Linked DNA regions of Homo sapiens: region 2 is linked to region 1. A link is an interaction called in ENCODE POLR2A ChIA-PET data of the cell type or tissue named here. Cell type or tissue: PC-9. All regions are shown on one strand. Region 1 overlaps EPCAM-DT (EPCAM divergent transcript). Region 2 overlaps MSH2 (mutS homolog 2).

The links. ChIA-PET counts read pairs that join two places held together with the same protein. Peaks named below come from ENCODE experiments on the same cell type or tissue, not always from the same donor. Only the 100,000 strongest peaks of a DNase experiment are listed, where the experiment ranks them.
Region 2: POLR2A ChIA-PET joins it to region 1 with 7 read pairs; 2 of 35 experiments call an interaction of 5 or more read pairs at or near these places.

Annotation. Positions count from the first base shown.
Region 1 is chr2:47,307,547-47,312,546 of GRCh38, reverse strand. The region is part of intron 3 of EPCAM-DT (EPCAM divergent transcript); the gene reads left to right. Among named protein-coding and RNA genes, the nearest start is that of BCYRN1, 25 kb to the left of the region's middle. RefSeq lists enhancers at 1,426-1,495, 2,756-2,945. In PC-9, no CTCF peak of the experiment used is centred here; DNase peaks (open chromatin) are centred at 1,586 and 2,166; H3K4me3 peaks cover 1,236 bases; H3K27ac peaks cover 3,756 bases.
Region 2 is chr2:47,438,501-47,443,500 of GRCh38, reverse strand. The region is part of intron 7 of MSH2 (mutS homolog 2); the gene reads right to left. Among named protein-coding and RNA genes, the nearest start is that of MSH2, 38 kb to the right of the region's middle. In PC-9, no CTCF peak of the experiment used is centred here; no DNase peak of the experiment used is centred here; H3K27ac peaks cover 680 bases.

The sequences.
Region 1 (5,000 bases):
GATGCCAGGCCAGACATCTATTAGGAGCACCAGATGTACCTGGGACGAACTGGTTACTGTGACTGATCACTAAACTCAGCAACCAAGGGCTCTGGCAGCCAAGTCTGCAGCAGAAATGGGTTGGGTTATTCCATTCCATTCATGGGGTCCAATAAAGTGATGCATAATAATTTCATTTGATAAGAAAAGTTTTTTCCTTTAACAAATTTTAAAATCTTCCAAACCCTCAGCTTCCTATTATGATAATTACAAGAGAATACGAAAAATAAGGATGGAAAAAAAATGGTAAAAGGAGAGATCTATCCTGTCCCAGTGAGAATGATTTCTTCAGTATAATTTATCTCCTGTGGGTAGTCTGGAGTCTCCACCCTCTCATAGGCCCTCAATGACTATGTGTTTGAAGGGCCTTCAGGATAGACTTCTTGAAAACAGATCTTTCTCTGATAGTGCCTAACATTCTTCACAGTGTGGGCCATGAGGCCTGAAAAGGACAAGCACGGTGAGACCCATGGCGAGTTGTAGGACCCTCTGGGCCTTTGTGGCCCACCTGGGAAGGGGAATGTATTAGTCTGTTCTCATGCTGCTAATAAAGACATGCCCATACTGGGTAATTTATAAAAAAAAGAAGTTTAATAGACTCATAGTTCCACATGGCTGGAGGCCTCACAATCATGGAGGAAGGCGAGGAGCAAAGGCACGTCTTACATGGCAGCAGGCAAGAGGGAATGAGAGCCAAGCGAAAACGGTTTCCCCTTATAAAACCATCAGATCTCATGAGACTTATTCACTACCATGAGAGCAATATGGGGGAAACTGCCCCCATGATTCAATTATCTCCCACCGGGTCCCTCCCACAACACGTGGGAATTATGGAAGCTACAATTCAAGATGAGATTTGGGTAGGGACACAGCCAAACCATATCAGGGAATAATAAAGCCATAACCTCCTGAAGGGGGTGGGTGTGATGCCCTCCTGAGCCCCTGCAGCTAGAGCATCTGTGACGCACTGCCCAGCTAGTCTGGGCAGGAGCAATGTGTTGGAGTTTGTGCACATGTGTGTGTGCTGGGCGTGCGATGAGCACCCTGCCACACATGTGGGAGCTCAGATGCCACACTCTTCCAGAGCTGTGCCACAGTTTGACTGATCTGTGACTGCAACCGCTCCAGCAAAGCTGGACTCTTGGGGAAAGAATTTTCTCTTCCCAAGCTTGCTGTGTGGGCCCGTGGGGAGACACACAATTGCCTTTGTCATTTGTTCTTCCTGTGTGGGGACAAAAGCCCTTTCACTTGCTGTGGAATGTACAAGAAGTTCTGTGCCGAAGGGCTGCCAGGCGCTGGCCTGGAATCCGACAAACAAGGAGGAGTTGGGGAGATGGCCGTTTCAGCCTGAGGCCCCCCACCTCCTGGTCCTGCCATGCATCTGTGTGGTCGGGGACTGCCAAGAGGGTCCCCACCGTCTGCTTCTTCACCACTGTGTGCACCTGCATCACTGCCACAACCCTGTCTTAATCATGGCCTGAGACACTGCAGCCTGCCACAGGCGGGCACTGTGCCAGGCATGGGTTTTGTCAACTCATTCAACCCTCCCAACGAATGCTGTTATTCCCACTTTGCAGCAGAGGGAACTGACCTTCAGAAGGGAGGGTCTGGGAGGACAGTGCTGAGACTGAAACAGAGGGGCTGGGACATGGTAGGAGGAACAGGACACCACAACCCCTCACCCTGCACTCACAGCTCTAGGGCAGAATGGAGCCTCAACCCTGGGTGTTTATGCTGTGAGCTGAAGTTTAAGCAAAACAAAAATAGAGAACTTAGGTGGGGTTGGGGTGGGGGTAGAACCCGCCAACACGAAACGTCATCGTGGTACAAGTGGCCTTTTCTCATTGCTATTTACATCCCCGGGTGTTTCTATCAGCCCAGAGCCAGAGACTCACCACAGAGCAACCTGTTGCCAGAATGCTGTGGGGGCTGCGCTATTTTAGGAGCAAAGTTTTCCCAGGTGGCTATATTGTCTGCATTTTTCTCACCAGGGTAGGACAATTCATAGAGCCACTAAAGCCAACCACAGTGTTGAACTCTGCTCTAATTTTAAAATGTAAATGAGCAAGCACCAATGGGAAGTGGCCAGGAGCAGACCAGGGCAATCAGCTCCCAGGGGAGCCCCAAGCGTCAACTCCCAGGTAGGGGGTAAGGGTGAGGCCTGCTGGGTGGGGAGTGGACTAATACAGAGGGCTGGGAAAGAAATGTGTGTGTCTAAAAGCAATTTGCATTAGGCCTTTCAGAGCCCAAGTCTGTGGGTTGGCTTGCACAATCTTGCAATCTTACAAGCAAGAGAGGAAGAAAGGAGAGAGGGGAGCCAGGGGAGAAGGGTGTGGGGATCAGACAGGCTTTTGTATGTGATCTTGTTTAAGCAAGACTCTTATCAAAGAGTAATCCTAAACTTTGCGCTTTCTTATCACCCAGCTCCCTGGGGAATGGGTAGGTGACTTTTGAGTTCCACAAGGGAGGATTAATTGCCTGTTAGAGATCAGAGCTCCAAGTAAGCAGATAAGGTTGATAGAGGTGGGTGGGGTGTGGTGGTTTACTTATGTCCCGTGGAGATGTTCTTTGCTCTTATTATCTAGATTCACGTTTTCTGTGCACAAGCCGAACACTGAGGGCTGAGGAGAAAGCTGCCGTCTAGTGAACAGAGCAGCATTGGAGGGTGTGCCTGCTCTGTGCCCCATGCTGCAGATGCTGAGCAGGGGTTGGGATATCAAAGAATGAAGGAATGAGCCATGCTGCACTGTTCAAGAAGGTCCAGTTCTGTGGTGGTTGTGTGAATACAGGACATTCTTTTCTTTCTTTTTTCTTTTTTTTAGACTGGGTCTCATTCTGTCACCCAGGCTAGAGCGCAGTGGCAAGATCCTCAGGCTTCCATAACAACTGTGAAAGTACTGACTGAGTAGTTAAGTTAAATATTAAAAGCTGAAAGGGCCAGTGCCCTTATACAAAGACTGGAATGTAACAAAAGCCCACCAAGAGTTTTGCCTAGGCCTTTCCTGGGCCTTAAAGCGTGACAAAATAATGGAGGAATTCTTAACAGGATCCATTTAGGATTAAACAAATTTTATTGGGGGTCTGAAGAGACTCCCCAGGCCTCCACAGACAAGTTTATTGGGGTCCTGAAGGAACTCCCCAAACGTCTGTGATTTAGCAGGAGACAAGAGTAATCAGCTGGGCACAGTGGCTCATGCCTGTAATCCCAGCACTTTGGGAGGCTGAGGCGGGTGGATCATCTGGGTGGATCACCTGAGGTCAGGAGTTTGAGACCAGCCTGGCCAACATGGTGAAACCCCGTCTCTACTAAAAATACAAAAACTAACTGGGCGTGCTGGTGCACACCTGTAGTCCCAGCTACTCGGCAGGCTGAGGTGGGAGGATCACCTAAGCCTGGAAGGTCAAGACTGCAGTGAGCTGTGATCGTGCCACTGCACTCCAACCTGAGTGACAGCAAGACACGGTCTCCAAAAATAAAAAATGAAAAAAAAAATTTAAAAAGTTTAGTGAGGAAAGAGTGTAACAATTGTTGTGTATCAGTTCTCCACATGTCTCCAAAATTTGGCTCCAGAATTCTGACTTTCAGTTGAGGCTAGAAGGTGGCAGGATAAGCCGGGCATGGTGGCTCACACCTGTAATCCCAGCACTTTGGGAGGCCGAGGTGGGTGGATCATGAGGTCACGAGTTCGAGACCAGCCCGGCCAAGATGGTGAAACACCGTCTCTACTAAAAACACAAAAATTAGCTCGGCATGGTGGCATGTGCCTGTAATCTCAGCTACTCAGGAGGCTGAGGCAGGAGAATCGCTTGAACCCGGGAGGCGGAGGTTGCAGTGAGCCGAGATCGTGCCATTGCACTCCAGCCTGGGTGACAGAGCGAGACTCCATCTCAAAAAAAAAAAAAAAAAAAAAAAAAGAGAAGGTGGCAGGGTATAGCCTTATGTCCTTGTGGGGTCACTTTGAGGGATTGAGGGAGGAAGTCTTTGCCCATGAGAGTAAAGGGAGAAGCTTCCGGGAGAAGCTCATGAGTCAGGAGCTGGTGGAGGGGCTGGGATCCACAGGCCTCTGAAAAACACCTTGTACACGAAGGAAATATATCAAGCTGTTTTAAAAGATTATCTCAATTTCGTAATTATGGATTATTTTATTTTCTTCCTGTGCTTTTCAGGATTTTCTTAATCTTCTACAGTGAAAAATAACCAGAAGAAACTTTTTTTTTTTTTTTTTTTTAAGAAAAGAGCAGCACTTTTTGGAGTAAGAGGAAAGCAGTACTGAGTTCACAACTGCTACTAGAAGGAAGCTGGTCAGGGAGGGGACTCAGACAAGGTGCTGCAAGTCCCAGTCTTAATGTAAAGCAAATCTTAATGGAGAGAGGTTCTCTTTGTGGAGGCCAGGGAAGCTCCATCAAGCAGCCTGTGTAGGCAGTCCTGACTGTTGAATACTGATGTAGTGTGGAAATTAAGAGGATTCAGGAGTCATACAGAACTGGGTTCAAATTCTCACTGTACGGCCGGGCGTGGTGGCTCATGCCTGTAATCCAAGCACTTTGGGAGGTCCTGGTGGGCAGATCACTTGAGGTCAGGAGTTCAAAACCAGCCTGGCCAACATGGTAAAACACCGTCTCTACTAAAAATACAAAAATTAGCCGGGCATGGTGGTGCATGCCTGTAATCCCAGCTACTCGGGAGGCTGAGGCAGGAGAATTGTTGAACCCAGGAGGTAGAAGTTGCAGTGAGCTGAGATCGCATCACTGCACTCCAGGCTGGGTAACAGAGGGAGACTCTGTCTAAAAAAATAAAAAAATAAAAAATTCTCACTGTACAGTTGACGATTTGTGTGTCCTTGGCAGACCATCTACCATCTCCAAGCCTCAGCTTCCTCACTTGCCACAACATTGCAATATCTTTTAAGGTAGCAAATACTCAATAAATGCTAGCTATCCTTATCATGGAGATTTAGCCT
Region 2 (5,000 bases), 130 kb before region 1:
CTGCAGCCCTTCTCAGTTCATAAACTTCCTTATGAGTTCACCTGCTCCCTTATCCTCCAAGCTTTCACTAGCATCTTAAATTCCATCCCTTCCTTGTAACTTGTACTAACCCCCAGTTGCCAATTTCCAACTAGACTTTGTAAAGCTACATTCTCCACTAGTGATCACAGGCTTTAGAAAGCCCTACAGTCTTAACCCAAGGACTCCTGGTATTCATAGCAGTATATAAACATAAAAGAAAATTCCAGGCTTATTTTCTCTAGCCTCTAGCTGAAATTTAGCATTTGCTTTCATCATTAATGTAGGCAATAAGCCATGGCAGTTATTACCAGTACCTGTGTCTTTGTTACCAGCCTGGCCGACAGAGCGAGATTCTGTCTCAAAAAAAAAGAGCTTTTGCATGGCAAAAGGAACAGTCAGCAGAAGGAAACAGACAAAAACAGACAACCCACAGAGTGGGAAAAAAATCTTCACAATCTATAAATCTGACAAAGGACTAATAACCAGAATCTACAACAAGCTCAAACAAACTAGCAAGAAAAAAAACAAACAATCCTATCAAAAAATGGGCTAAGGACATGAATAGACAATTCTCAAGAAGATATACAAATGGCAAACAAACATAAAAAAATGCTCAACATCACTAATGATCAGGGAAATGTAAATCAAAACCACAATGCGATACCACCTTACTCCTGCAAGAATGGCCATAATCAAAAAATCAAAAATAGATGTTGGTGTGGATGCAGTGAACAGGGAACACTTCTACACTTCTGGTGGGAATGTAAACCAGTATAACCACTAAGGAAAACAGTGTGGAGATTCCTTAAAAGTAGAACTACCAGTTGATCCAGCAATCCCACTACTGGGTATCTACCCAGGGGAAAAGATATCATTATACAAAAAAGATACTTGCACACGGATGTTTATAGCAGCACAATTCACAATTGCAAAAACGTGGAACCAACCCAAATGCCCATGAATCAACAAGTGGATAAAGAAACTGTGGTATGTATATATATATATGTATATATATGTGTGCCTGCATATGTGTATATATATGTGTGTGTGTATATATATACGTATATATGTATATATACACATATATACGTATATATATACACATATACGTGTATATATACACACATATACATATATGCAGACACACATATATACATATATACATACCACATATATACATATATATATACATACCACATATATACACACATATATACATATATATATACACATACCACATATATATATACACATACCACATATATATACCACATATATATACATACCACATATATATACACATACCACATATATAGGTGTATATATATGTATATGTGTATATATACACACACACATACATATATACGCATACATACATATATACGTGTATATATATGTATATGTGTGTATATATATGTATATATACACACACACACAATGGAATACTACTCAGCCATAAAAAGGAATGGATTGGCCAGGCTCAGTGGCTCACGCCTGTAATCCCAGCATCGAGGCGGGTGGATCACGAGGTCAGGAGTTCAACACCAGCCTAGCCAACATGGTGAAACCCCATCTCTACTAAAAATACACAAATTAGCCAGGCGTGGCACTGGGCGCCTATAATCTCAGCTACTCAGGAAGCTGAGGCACGAGAATGGCTTGAACCCAGGAGGCAGAAGTTGCAGTGAGCCAAGATGGCATCACTGCACTCCAGCCTGGGAAATAGAGCAAGACTCCGTCTCAAAAAAAAAAAAAAAAAAATTAACACTGGTTACTCTGCTAGAGTTAAACTGGGAGTTGACTTCTTTTTACATTATTACCTTTATAATTAAAAGAAAAAATATGGGGTCAGGAGCAGTGGCTCACACCGTAATCCCAGCACTTTGGGAGGCCAAGGCAGGCGGATTGCTTCAGGCCAAGAGTTTGAGGCCAGCCTGGCCAACATGGCGAAACTCCACCTCTACTGAAAATACAAAAATTAGCCGGGCATCGTGGCACGGACCTGTAATTCCAGCTACTCGGGAGGCTAAGGCACGAGAATCATCTGAACCCAGAGACCAAGGTTGCAGTGAACTGAGATTGCACCACTGCACTCCAGCCTGGGTGATACAGCAAGACTCTTGTCTCAAAAATAAAATAAAATAAAATAAAAAATAGAGGAGCTAAACAATGGGTACACATGGACATACAGAGAGAATTAACAGATACTGGGAACTCCAAAAGGGCAGAGGCAGAGAGAGGGATGAGAATTGAAAAATTACCACCTATTGGGTACAATGTTCATGGGCACAACAGAAGTCCAAAACTCACCATTACACAATATATCCATGGGACAAACCTGCACATATACCCCGAATCCATAAAAATAAAATAATAAGGCTGGGAGCAGTGGCTTACACCTGTAATCCTAGCACTTTGGGAGGCCAAGGCAGGCAGACTGCCTGAGCTCAGAAGTTCCAGACCAGCCTGGGCAACACGGTGAAACTCCACCTCTACTAAAAATACAAAAAACTAGCCAGGCGTGGTGGCATGTGCCTGTAGTCCCAGCTACTCGGGAGGCTGAGGCAGGATAACTGCTTGAACCCAGGAGGCAGAGGTTGCAGCAAGATGAGATAGCGCCACTGCACTCCAGCCTGGGCAACAAAGCGAGACTCCATCGCCAAAAAAAATAAAAAGCAAGACATAAATAGCCTGGCCTAGAAACCAGTTTTAGAAAATTACTCACAGAAAAAGAAAAAAAAAAAATCAAAACACCAGAGAAGTACACAGACCTTTAAAGTTTCTGCATAATAATTTCCTGGAATATTAAAATAAAAATAGATGTTAGCTAAATATCAATTATAATAGGTAACTGTAACTATTTAAATTGCCAAAAAGCCGGCCGGCATGGAGGCTCACGCCTGTACCCACAGCACTTTGGGAGGCTGACACAGGAGGATCACGAGGTCAGGAGTTCAAGACCAGCCTGACCAACATGGTGAAACCCCATCTCTATTAAAAATACAAAAATCAGCCGTGGTGGTGGTGCACACCTGTAATCCTAGCTACTCAGGAGGCTGAGGCAGAAGTGCTTGAACCCTTGAACCCGGGAGGTGGAGGCTGCAGTGAGCCGAGATCATGCCACTGCACTCCAGCCTGGGAGACAGAGCAAGACTCCGTCTCAAAAAAAAAAAAAAAAAAGTCAAAAAATGTCAAACATCCTCAGGAGGTTGAGGCAAGAGGATTCCTTGAGCTCAGGAGTTCAAGACCAGCCTAGGTAATATAGCAAGGCCCCATCTCAAAAAAAAAAAAAGTAAAAAGTAAAACAATATTAGTTAAATTATGGCAACTGACAATTAGTACTATATACATTATCACCCTATCAATATTTTCTATTAGACTTTTGAATACAGCCAGTTCTGCTATATAATGCAACGTATGTATTCCTAAAAATCAGAACACTATGCAGTAAATACCAGAGCCGTCTGGGTGTGGTAGGACACACCTGTAATCCCAGCACTTTGGGAGGTGAAGGCGGGCTGATTGCTTGAGCTAAGGAGTTCCAAAGCAGCCTGGCAACATGGAAAAACTGTCTCTACAAAAGTATAAAAATTAGGTGGGCAAAGGCTCACGCCTGCAGTCCCAGCTATTTGGGAGGCTGAGGTGGGAGGATAGCTTGAGGTGGGAGGATAGCTTAAGCTGGGAGGCCAAGGCTGCAGAAAGCCGAGACCACACCACTGCACTCCAGCCTGGGGAACACAGCGAGACCATTTCAAAAAAAAACAACAAAAAACCGTGCTTATGAGAAAACTGGAGTTCAAGCCACAACTCTCAGAACCTTCACCAGCGACATGTTAAAAAAAATAAAGACAGGAACCTCATAAAAGTAGTAGCACAGTTTTATACATGTGAAATGGTTAAGAAATACACAACTATTACAATAAATAAGTCACCTTGCAAAACATCTGCGGTTTGCTTGTGGAGTGGCCTTCTTTTTTTCTTTTTTTTTTTTTTTGAGACGGACTCTCGCTCTGTCGCCCAGGCTGGAGTGCAGTGGCGCAATCTTGGCTCACTGCAAGCTCTGCCTCCCCGGTTCACGCCATTCTCCTGCCTCGGCCTCCCGAGTAGCTGGGACCACAAATGCCCACCACCACGCCCGGCTAGGTTTTTCTATTTTTTTTTAGTAGAGACGGGGTTTCACCGTGTTAGCCAGGATGGTCTTGATCTCCTGACCTCATGATCCACCCACCTCGGCCTCCCAAAGTGCTGGGATTACAGACGTGAGCCACAGTGGAGTAGACTTCTAAAGGGCTGCAGCTTCTGAGTTACTGCAGAATGGTCAAAGGAATACTGTCTGAAATGGGTGGCAAAGTTGTAATACCAGATGTGAATGGGTATGGTTCATAACACATACAGGAAAATAAGGTAGGTATTTGAAGAGCGTGTGTATGTGTATCTTTTGTATATATCTACACTGCTGAGTTCAGCTGCATGCATTTTTCTGCATTCACCTAGTGTTGCCTAGGGATTTGTGCATAAGCAAACTCAAAATTTACATTATGCTCAAATTGTTCCCTAATATACCACCCACATTGGAACAAATCTGTTTTCAAAACAAGAGTTACAGCGGAACAGTGTATAATTTGGTTTAAAGACTGAAACAACCTATATCAAAACAATAATGACTACATCTGGATGGCATGATAATGATCTACAAAGAACTTATATTGCTTTTATAAACTGATGAAGATGAGATTTAAAGAACATATTTCCAACATACAAAATCCAACCAAACCTTAAATAGTAGCCTTCATAGGCTAAGGGTTTTTTAAAAAGGCTAAGTAACGCAGATTCTTTTTATCATCTCCCTTTGCAGAAATGCCAAATAAATCACTTTTATATTCTTATTCTCCATTTAGAAGGAAAGCACACAAACAGGTAAAAAATGTGATTATTATACTAATGTACTGTTATTTAGGGTCAAGGGCAATGGAGATAAA